Regions from separate parts of the Homo sapiens genome. Here region 2 is linked to region 1. A link is a contact called in ENCODE Hi-C or POLR2A ChIA-PET data. All regions are on one chromosome and are shown on one strand. Each heading gives the region's core, a stretch centred on a gene start or an enhancer-like site at or near the end of the contact. The rest is flanking DNA. Distances are from core to core; before and after follow the strand shown. Region 1 overlaps LOC105374870 (a long non-coding RNA gene). Region 2 overlaps DUSP22 (dual specificity phosphatase 22).

Evidence for each region. A loop is a pair of places that touch in the nucleus more often than their neighbours do. ChIA-PET counts read pairs that join two places held with the same protein, here RNA polymerase II (POLR2A). Pooled maps may share reads with other maps.
Region 2: a pooled map shows a loop between it and region 1 (2.1-fold over the local background). The contact joins two enhancer-like sites. A Hi-C loop is called at or near these places in 3 of 168 maps with a recorded cell type or tissue (GM11168, GM12878 and endothelial cell of hepatic sinusoid), 37 of 37 single-sample maps with no recorded cell type and 12 of 50 pooled maps. POLR2A ChIA-PET finds 5 or more read pairs at or near these places in 9 of 52 experiments (GM10248, GM12878, OCI-LY7 and 5 more).

What each region holds. Positions count from the first base shown.
Region 1 is chr6:233,275-238,610 of GRCh38, forward strand. LOC105374870 (a long non-coding RNA gene) reads left to right here. Exons shown (of 3, transcript XR_926357.3): 2 at 1,729-1,841; 3 at 3,359-3,860. Among named protein-coding and RNA genes, the nearest start is that of LINC03066, 30 kb to the left of the region's middle. RefSeq lists an enhancer at 2,760-2,849. Within about 2 kb of position 2,802, at least 10 of the 41 ENCODE cell types and tissues checked have a DNase peak (open chromatin) inside an H3K27ac peak, as active enhancers do; they include OCI-LY7, where a contact is called at or near this core.
Region 2 is chr6:311,496-316,831 of GRCh38, forward strand. It overlaps DUSP22 (dual specificity phosphatase 22), which reads left to right. Exons shown (of 7, transcript NM_001286555.3): 3 at 385-467. Among named protein-coding and RNA genes, the nearest start is that of DUSP22, 22 kb to the left of the region's middle. RefSeq lists silencers at 1,626-1,685, 1,936-2,005, 2,847-3,026 and an enhancer at 4,711-5,020. Within about 2 kb of position 2,445, at least 8 of the 41 ENCODE cell types and tissues checked have a DNase peak (open chromatin) inside an H3K27ac peak, as active enhancers do; they include OCI-LY7, where a contact is called at or near this core.

The DNA of each region.
Region 1 (5,336 bases), core at 1,552-4,051:
AGCGCAGTGAGAGGACGACTCTGCCAGCACCGTGGTCTGGGGCTGCCGGCCTCCAGGACTGGGAAATAATACACATCTGTTGCTTTAAGCACCCAGTGTGTGGCAGTTTGTTGAGGACGACCATGGGAAACAGATTCAGATGCTGAAGCTCGTAAAGTAGAAGACATGCCCAGAGCCACTCAGCCAACAGGCAGGTTCAGCCAGGGCTCAAATGGAGGTCTTCCTGGTTCCAAAAGAATTGCGTTTCTTCTCTACTCCACATGGCCCATCTCATCCCAGATGACCAGGGGAGACACTTGATGGCAAGGCCAACCACTGCTACCCCAGGGAAGAAAACAGAGAGAGGCAGAGGGAGGAGAGAGCCTAGGAGAGCGCCCTTCCTTTGCTGAGCTTGGCAGCTGTGCAGGCAGCCTGGCCCAAAGCAATAATTATCACAAAGCATAACCACAGCTCCAATGTATAGCCAAGAAATCTCTATCTTAGGAATACAAAGTGAGTGAGACAAGGCTTAAAAATAATATTAGTAATAATAATAATATCAAATAATATCAGAATAACCCTTCCAAGTGTGCTTTGCAAACAGCTTCTTTTTTTTTTTTTTTTTTTTTTTGAGACAGAGTCTTGCTCTGTCGCCCAGGCTGGAGTGCAGTATTGTAATCTCGGCTTACTGCAACCTCTCCCTCCCGGGTTCAAGCAATTCTGCTGCCTCAGCCTCCTGAGTAGCTGGGATTACAGGTGCATGCCACCATGCCTGGCTAATTTTTGTATTTTTAGTAGACAAGGGGTTTCACTATATTGGCCATGCTGGTCTTGAACACCTAACCTCGTGATCTGCCCACATCAGCCTCCAAAGTGCTGGGATGACAGGCGTGAGCCACCACACCAGGCCGAAAACATTGTCTTGTTTTAAGAGTTGTCACTTTGGCCAGGTGAGGTGGCTCATGCCTGTAATCCCAGCACCTTGGGAGGCCGAGGTGGGCAGATCATGAGGTCAGGAATTCGAGACCAGCCTAGCCAACATGGTGAAACCCCATCTCTACTAAAAAAATACAAAAATTAGCTGGGTGCGGTGGCGTGTGCCTGTAATCCCAGCTACTTGGGAGGCTGAGGCAGGAGAATTGCTTGAACCCAGGAGGCAGAGGTTGCAGTGCGTGGAGATCACGCCACTGCACTCCAGCCTGAGTGACAGAGCAAAATTCCGTCTCGGAATTGTCACTTTTTGAGACAGTCACGGCGAATGTCACTGAGCCTGAGCAAATGCTGCTCCTTGCCAGGCTTTCTCATATGCAGGGTCTGAGGCTCAGAGGGTAAGAAACTTTCCAAAGACGCACAGCAGAGGACTGGGGATCTGGATGCTGACCTATAGGATTGAGTCCATGCCTTGTGCTGCCCTAACAGAAAGTCCTGGGAAGGGCTGAGCTCAGGATACAAGCTTTACTAGGTGCAATAAATAGGTCACTGCTGGGCTGGTTCTCCTGAGGTCTCACTATCAGCTTTGGAGAAGATGCCTTTGTTCTTTCTGACTTTTGGCCCAGGAATCTTTATTAACTACTGTGATCAGGAGAAAGAGCCTGTGACAAATTGGAGGGTTGCCTATGGGGCCTCTAGGTTGCAGGGACAGAGAGATGTGTAGAGACTGAGGGAAGCAAAGGTGCATGGGGGTGAAGGTGGTACCTCTCCCTCTGCTGGTAAACAAGAACAGCCCCTCCACAACAGCCTCCCTTCCAGATGCCTGGGGTTTGCTGCTTGGAACCAAGCACCGTAGTCATCTCCTCTCCCCTGCCCTTCCTGTTCCTCTGAAGCTGAAGTCACTTCCCTGGATGATGCCTGGATAGAAGCAGGTGAGAGGGGAAAGTGCCTTGGGTGGAGGGAAACTTGTGAGATGAAAGAGGCCTCCTGAGGGGCTGTCAATCATCTAGGGCAATCTTTTTCTTTTTCTCTCTCTCTCTTTTTATTTTAATTAAGATGGAGTCTCGCTCTGTCACCTAGGCTGGAGTGCAGTGGTGAGATCTCAGCTCACTGCAACCTCTGCCACCCGGGTTCAAGTAATTCTCCTGCCTTAGCCTCCCAAGTAGCTGGAATTACAGGCACATACCACCACACCCAGCTAATTTTTGTATTTTTAGTGGAGATGGGGTTTCACCATGTTGGCCAGGCTGGTCTCAAACTCCCAACCTCAGGTGATCCGCCCACCTTGGCCTCCCGAAGTGCTGGGATTACAGGCAAGAGCCACCGAGCCCAGCCTTGAGGGTGATCTTTATCCTTTCCCAAGTTCAGTGAGTTGTACTCAAATCCCTCCTCAGAAATCCTCTTCATAAGAAGTCTCTATTTCATCCCATGCCCCCAGTCCTTTCCTCAGTGAGCCCAGATAGGCCTAGAACTGTGAGTCAGGATTTCTTCCAAAAGGATGAAAGTTTTGATGAGTGAAGTAAATATTTTCCCAATCAAAATGAAAAGTAAGAAAAGAAGAAGAGAAAGGAGAGGAAGAAAGAAAGAGAGAGAGAGAGAGAAAGAAAAAGAAAGAAAGAAAGAAAGAAAGAAAGGAAGGAAGGAAGGAAGGAAGGAAGAAGGAGAGAAAGAGAAGAAAGAAGAGAGAGAGGGAGAGGAGGGAAGGGGAGGGGGAGGTAAAGGGACAAACTAAAAGGAAAACAGAGGGGAGGGAGAGAAAGGAAAAAGTTTGGAAACTTCCTAGGATGAGCTGACTTCCCTCTAGCTGTCCTGCTCCCTCTCCCTCTTCCTCTCCCTCTCCCTCTGCCTCTTCCCTCCCCCCATCTGTCTCTCACTCTTGCTTTTGTTCTTGTGCTTGCTCTCTCCCCGTCTCTCTTTCACTTTCTCTTTTGTTCTTGCTCTCTCTGTCTCTCTCTCTCCACCTCATTTTCCACTTTTTCACATACCATGAAGCAGAAAAGAAACTTATCTTGAAAAGATTCATCCAGGACGAGGTGTCACCCACACACTGATGACTGTTGGGGGCAGGGTGGTTAATTCTTTCACAGAGAGAAACTTCTCTCTGGGGAGAGCAGAGAGAGAAGAGGTGGAATTTTTTACTCACAGAGACTGACAAGATAAAATTAGAGAATTTGGGTCTAGAAGGCCAAGCAGTAAAAATAAATATGGAAAGAACATCCTCATGGAATGTTCCACAACCTGCGTCCTTCCCAACCCTACTGCCTTCTCTCCATGGCCCTGGAAGCTCATGTCTAGGGGGAGTTTTATCTGGGGCAGTAATGGAGAGAAGGAGGTTCTAAAAAGAACGGTTACCATCACGTAGGAGTTTTGTATTTCGGACCTCAAATCTGTGTGGACAATAACTGGAACCCTTTTGATATTCAATAACTGAAATTTATTTCTCCTTTAGTGCCCATTTCACCTGTTGGCAGAAGCTTGTTTTTAGCCACATCAGGCTCTCTAGCCCTCCCCACCCAGGACTTTGCTGACTCAAAGGCCGGATTGCTCTGTCCACAGTCTCCAGCACCCCCCGCTCCCTCTCTTGCTGGAGCCATGCTGGGTACCCAGAAACCTCATGCCCAGTCTTGGCCCATCTTCCCAAATTACTATTTCCATTTTTTCTTTCCTGGTAATTTCTTTACCCTGTAGCCATCCCCCCATTACTACTGTACCTCGAGTCCCCTGGGGCTTCAGAGAAAGTCTGCTAACAACAGAAAAGGCAGAAGCCCTGAGCCCGCATCACTCTGATCCTAAAGGAGGAGGAGAGCTCCTTAGTGGCTGCAGCCTGTTTAACTTTTGTCTGCTTTCACATGACTTCAGGACTCTGAAAGATCAAGCAAAAACCAGGATCTTGGCACAGAACAAAAGTGAAATGGCATTTTTGCCCAAATATTAATAAACGCAAATGCACACCCCTGTTGTCCCTGTTGGACATGCTGGGGGACCGTGGATTTTCTCAGTCACTAATGGGAGAAATGTAAATGATAATCAGATCTTGTGGTGGGTAACTTGGTGATTGGTGTCACAAATCTTAAAACTTTTGAGCACTTATCACTTCTGCTTGGAAGAATTATAATCCTGTGCAAAAAATTGCATATGCACCTAAAATATATGTAGAGAATATTTATTTAAGTATTGCTTAAATATTAGTTAATAATTCAACACAATCTGAAAGTCCCCAAATAGGGGATTGGCTGAATGTATTAGGGTACTTCCATAAAATGGAGGAAACATGCAGCCATGAAAGTTTGCTGTACATGATATTTCACCATATTAAAAAATCAATGATATATTGCTAAGTGCAAAATGCAATTTTTTTTTTTGAGACGGAGTCTCGCTTTGTTACCCAGGCTGGAGTGTAGTGGCACGATCTTGGCTCACTGCAAGCTCCGCCTCCCGGGTTCAAGCGATTCTCCTGCTTCAGCCTCCCGAGTAGCTGGGATTACAGGCACCTGCCACCACGTCCAGCTAATTTTTGTATTTTTAGTAGAGACGGGGTTTCACCATGTTGGTCAGGCTGGTCCCCAACTCTTGACCTCAAGTGATCCATCCTCCTCGGCCTCCCAAAGTGCTGGGATTACAGGGGTGAGCCACTGCGCCCGGCCTATTCTTTTCTTTTCATCAAATTTTTTTCTCCCACAGAAAGCCCAATAGAAAACAGCACAGTGTTAAGCCTTCTTGGCTATACAAGCTCGAAGAATACTTCACAGAAATGAAAAACCATTTGTGTTCCACACCTACCCAGGCTGGTAATGAGACAGGTGTTTTGTTTGTAGCTGAAAGTTAAAGATTATACCTCTTGCTGAATTCGAAATGAGTTCACCAAAAAACAAAGCAAAACCTTCCAAAACAAACAAAAGATCCACCACGCCCCATGTGTTGTTTCAGTAAATCCACTTTCTTGCTGACTGTCTCGCTCCTCCTCATTGTTCTTCCTATAAAATGGATCACTTGGCCCACAAGCACATGAGCCAAACAGATCTTAATGATCACTGGCGACATTGAAATCCAAGAACACAGGAGCTGTTGAAGCCTGAGACCAAATCTGGGAAGGGAGAATTGAAAAGGACAAGAAAATCGTCCCACAAAGGATTTGAACACACACGGAAGTGGCATGTTAAAACGATATGTGCACCATGAAGAATCTTGAAGAGAAAATTGTAGTTGGGAAGTTTCTTAGTAAGGGGAGAGGGAGTTCTTACTATATACATTATATTAACATATTAACGTTAATCAATATTAATTTCTGGAAGAATATACTTCACTAAAATGAAAAAAGGTTTGATGTTGAAGAAATTGAGACACAAAAGAGAATCCATTTATTTAACTTGGGGAGTTAGTTTCACTTTGGTTTATTTATGATATTTCAATATGCTGACTTTAATTTT
Region 2 (5,336 bases), core at 1,195-3,694, 78 kb after region 1:
CGGTGAAACCCCGTCTCTCCTAAAAATACAAAAAATTAGCCGGGCGTGGTGGCGGGCGCCTGTAGTCCCAGCTACTCGGGAAGCTGAGGCAGGAGAATTGTGTGAACCCGGGAGGCGGAGCTTGCAGTGAGCCGAGATGGCGCCACTGCACTCCAGCCTGGGCGACAGAGTGAGACTCCGTCTCAAAAAAAAACAAAAGAAATAAAGTTAGGCAAAATATATGAAAGCAGTAGCCCTAAGTTTCCTACATGTATGGTCAGTTATGAAGTTTCAGGAAAGAAATATGCAAGTCATTTTGTGGGTTTTTTTTTTTTTCTGGCTAGACTTTAGGAGTAATTAACTTGCAAAGATATCAAAATGTCCATCCCCTTTCTTCTCTGACAGATGCCAGAGACGCGGAACAATTGAGCAAGAACAAGGTGACACATATTCTGTCTGTCCACGATAGTGCCAGGCCTATGTTGGAGGTAAGAGAGCACCGTGGGGCGTGTGTGGGTGTCCTCATTTGTATTCCGTGGGAGTACCTACGACGTTAATGAAGGCAACCAGGTTCTCTCCAATGCGAACGTACTCCTGTGATCTCTGGCGGCATTCCCATTGTGTTCAGGCCGTGTTGATGTTAACACGCTGTCTGTAGCGTGGCGCGAGGGTGTGTGCTTTTTCTGATCACACTCCTGCTGCATTGCCACTTTGGCTTTCGTGGCTAAATGCCTAGGAATAAGCTGAGGCTGCATTTCCCTCTGGACCTTAAGGACATTTAAACCCCATTTTCATTCCTTTCAGAATTATCTCTGGTTTTAAAATCCAAAAAACTTCAGCCTGCTCATTTCCTGATTTTGTCCCATTTAAACTCAAATAGCTACCACTGGCATTCAGGGGTCACAGAAAACAGAAGGTGAATCGTCCTGGAGGGTTCCCAGGGCCGCTCTAATGTGGAGACTCTCGGTGTAGAAGCTGTTGTGTTTTAGGTTTTCGGGGTAAACAGGGTGTGTCTGCTTGTGCACTGATTCCAAAAACATCTTTAAATTTACCCTAATGGACGGTTTGAGCTGTTGGCTAGAGGTAAAATCTATTTATGTTTATTAGCCTTGACAGAGCCCGAGTTACCTCCTTTTAGAAAATAATGCTGTGTGGTTGTGATGTGTATGTGTTTTTCTATTTTAGGGTGGGGTGTTGGAAAGGGAGGGGTGGCTTGTTCTGAAAGAAAGAATCCTGGTTCAGGCTGTTTTCATTTAAATTTATATTAGGCAAGAGTAGGTAATGTTTTTTATTTCAAATGTATCTATTTTCTTTAGCCATTAGGGCTGCCAGATTTTAGTTAGTATAAAGTAAGCTAAAATTGATGAGAATGTAGAATAATAAATGATTCTACTAAACATTGTAGTACCAGAGAATCATAGGTGGTGAACAAACCTCAATTAATTTCTCCAGATCTCCGAGCTCCTACTTCCTTGTATTGTTTAGCTCATAATTTTTTTTTTTTTTTTGCTAAGGTGCTGTAATTTGTGTTCCAGCATGATTTTATTGGAAATAACAACAACAACAAAACATTTTTTTGGAGCCTAACAGTTCCTTTGAAAATAACCACTCCATTTTTTAATCTGTCAACAATAGTTTGTATTTAAAATACAGCCAAGCTATGGCCAAGATGCTAAGTTAAACTGCAAACTGGTCATGATTGACTTCCTCTTAAATCACAAGATGAGGCTTGAGGTTTCCTTTATTTTAATAAATTGCAGAGATGCCCTCTCCACCCTCAGCCCCAGGCCTGCCTCCCTGCTTCATACTCCATTAAATGGAACACACTGTCATGTGTGCACATGACCCTTAAATCTGCTCACATTGTAACTTCTGTGTAGATAGGAGATCTGCCAGGGTTAGAAATCAAAGAGCTCCAGCCCTTATCACTTGGGAAACCACAGGCTAGCGAGTAAAGCAGGTGGGTTTGTAACCCAGGTATAAAGAGCCCGCTGATTGTGTAAAACCTCAGAGCTGTGGGCAAACTGTGTTCCCGACACAACACACTACACATTCTTTTTATTCCCTGTGTAGCTCAGTCTGTAAGGACAAATTCTGCCTTTAAAAAAAGAGAGAGAGAAGTGCTACCCCTTTTCTTCACTGGGACAGCTTTTACTTGGAGACACCCTATTGTAGTCTCCGGGTGCTATTATTATCTTAGCTTCATAATAAGTACTTCCATGTGATTTTATATTTATTGTTATGCCACTGTTTTGTAGCATAATGTATTAGTATTGCCCCTCTTAGCATTTTATCAATCTTTAATTTCACAAGTAATTCATGATATATTCTTATTTTAAAAATTAAAACAATAGCCTCTGATTGCACAGTGGGGAAAAGTGAGGGGCCAAAAGTTATTTGAATTGGTGGTGCCCACATTAAGTTATAGTCTCAGAAGTTCCAAATCTTTGTTTAGCTGTCTGCCTGGGGCACAAAGGCAGTCTTCTGTCTTGAGTTTCAAATCCAGATCCATAAGCTGTGTCCTCACGCAGCCTGAGATGAGTCAGGGAAATGATGTGTTTGGAGTCGGTGGGGAATTAGCGGACGGGTTTGGTGCTTCAGCAGCTCCTTGTTTTGCCAGCCCTGATCCCGGGAGAGAAATGGGGCAGGGAATGAAGGTGAGCGGGGAGACTGTGCGAGGTCAAGCAAATGCAGTGAGCTGACCCCTGGCTGGTGAGAGCCCCTAAGTGAGGGTGATAAATGGTGGGAGAGGAGAGAGCTGGGCCTCATTTATTTCCCGAGATCTTCAAAACCATACGTATTTATTGAATGGCCGCTGGCTTCTCTGGGCAGCCCCAGGCTGGGGCTTGGTAGGAAGTGGGAAGGTAGCTACTGTCTAAAATGGAAGGGTTTTGGTCCTGCTACATCCATGCAGGTGTCCTGCGAGCCCTGCTGCTGTGAAGCGACGTATTGGGCACTACACTGTGGATACTTCTTTGGGTCATTTCCAACAAACATCTCAATGAGTTTAAAGCTCTGGGTTACTTAGCATCAGTTACAAAGGGCTTTTGGAAACTCTAGTTCTGCCTTTATTGTGATGGAGACTAAGTGAGAGAGGGTATTCATATTGTTGGATGTGGCCATGCAAGTTTAGAAAACTTAGCACACTTTATTCCCCTCTGGAAGGTTCACAGTTGTGTTGTCGGAATAAAGGCTTGAGAGCCCTATTGTGCAGACATGTATCAGCCTTTGTGAGCCGGGAGACATTGTATGTGCTTGCTTATGTGATGTGCCTCCTACTGAGACCCCCATGGAACATGTCCTGTGAAATCCAGGGGATGTAAGTAAGGAGGCTCCCATTTTTACTTAGGAAGGAACTAAGGAACTTGTGACTTGGTTGCTTTTGGTTGGATTAGATTGGACCCCATTATTTGGGTAATTTGTTGGGGGTTGGGGTTTCCCAAAATAGCATTCATAGCATCTTGTACTCTTCCTAGCAGCCTGGCTGGAAAAAGAAAATAGAAGGTACTGTTATCAGGCCTTCAGAGTGGCTGTGCCTTGCCTCTGGTCAGGGAGTGGCTGGGTGGTCTCTGATGCGTCTTGGGTGGATGAGAGAAGATGTGTTTATCCACTGGACCATGATGGGTGAGGTGGTCAGCCAAGGGAAAAAGGCCTATGTCTCCAATTACTACCTCTTCAGAAGAGTAGCTAAGGGGTAGACCTTCCAGAATGAAGATCTTAGAAACGTAATAGAAACCTGGGGACCTTCAAGCTCTCTAGTAAGCCCTAAATTCACATCTGAGATTCTGAGGAGCTCTGACCCGTTTCTATGCCCCACTGCTCTCTGTCGGAGACAGAAATCCCAGCTAAACAGGGTCTAGAGATCAGCAAGCCTAACTCTATCATTGGGTGGACAAAAACCTGGACGTTGGGAGACAGGAAAGGACTTGCCTGGGATTCCCATGGCTGTCTGGGTAGCTTGATGGGAAGCCGGGACTCCTCTCCCAGACTGGGGATTTTCCCAGCATGCCCCACTGCCTCTGTTCTCTCCTAGCACGACTGATGTTTCTGATATCCTTAGTGGTATCGGTAGATCTTACCAGATCACCTTTGAAAAAGGTTGTGCTATTTGTGCTTGTACTAGCAATGTATGAAAGTGCCTTTCCCTGCCATGCCATCACCAGCACAGAGCTTTGCTCTTCTTTCCTTTTAATTAGCAAGATTTTTGCTGTTATTTGCTGCAAATACCCTCTTCACACATCCCGTCCCTTTCCAGAAAGTTCTTCCCTTTGAAGACAAAGGGTTACTGATTTATTCATTTCTTGAGCTCCTCCTATGTTCCAGGTCTTGGGACAGGTACTGTGGGTAACAGAAGTGAGTTCATCCCAAGATCTTCCCTGGCAGAGCCTTTGGTGTATGCACAAGATACGCGTTGTAGCTGCTTTATAAATATTGGTGACAGTGAGAGAAGAGCTGTGGCTTGGAGCAGGTGGCAAATCCCATAGGAACAGAGCCTGTGGAAGCCCAGAGAATGAGATCCTTCTTCTGCCGTTGAATCTGGAGACATTTGACTGGGCCTTTGGCGATGCCTAAGAATTCAGAAAATGTGATCCCTGGCATTCCAGCTGGTGGAGAATGCCAGGACATGACTTCCTCTGAGAACTCTGAGTCCAGCAAGGTGGATGGTGTTATTTAGTGCCTCTATGGCTTAACCAGGCTGGTTCTCACATCATCTGTCAGCAAGTGGCAGGGCCAGGGCTGGAACCAAGGCCTTCTCACTACAGAGGCAAGGGTCTTCCTGCCAGCCATAGCCCTTCAGGACTACACTTTTGGTATCAAAACTTCGGAGCACATGATGCTAGTAAAATGGCGGAAAATCATTGCCGCATATATTAATTTCAATAGAAAGTAAGCCCAGACCTGTTTAAGAGGAAAAAGCAAAATCCTCCTTCGCCTGTTTCTGTGCTCAGGACTTTGTCAGGGAGTTGCCCCTGTGTGCTGAAAAGTGTTTCCTTATTTGTGGGGACGGGTGGGAGCGGTGTCTTCAGCGTCTACTGATGGCTCCAGGTTTGAGGGCTGGTGAAAACTCCTATTGCAAAGACAGTGATTTTTCAAATCAGAAACCTGATATTGTTTGTAGTTGCTGAGAAACTAATATTGAGCAATGAAAGGTTTCTCCCTTCCCCTGAAAAAAAGAAACAGAACTCTTTCTAATGTAAAAATTTCGGTGTTTCATTTTTCATTTTGTGTATTTAAGCAGAGCACCTGCAGGAAACAAAACTATTTCTCACTATTAACAAAAAAAAAGTTTTAAGAAGTATTCTCATGCCTTCACTAAGCTTCTAACATGAAGAACCTTACCTTTTTAAAAATGACAC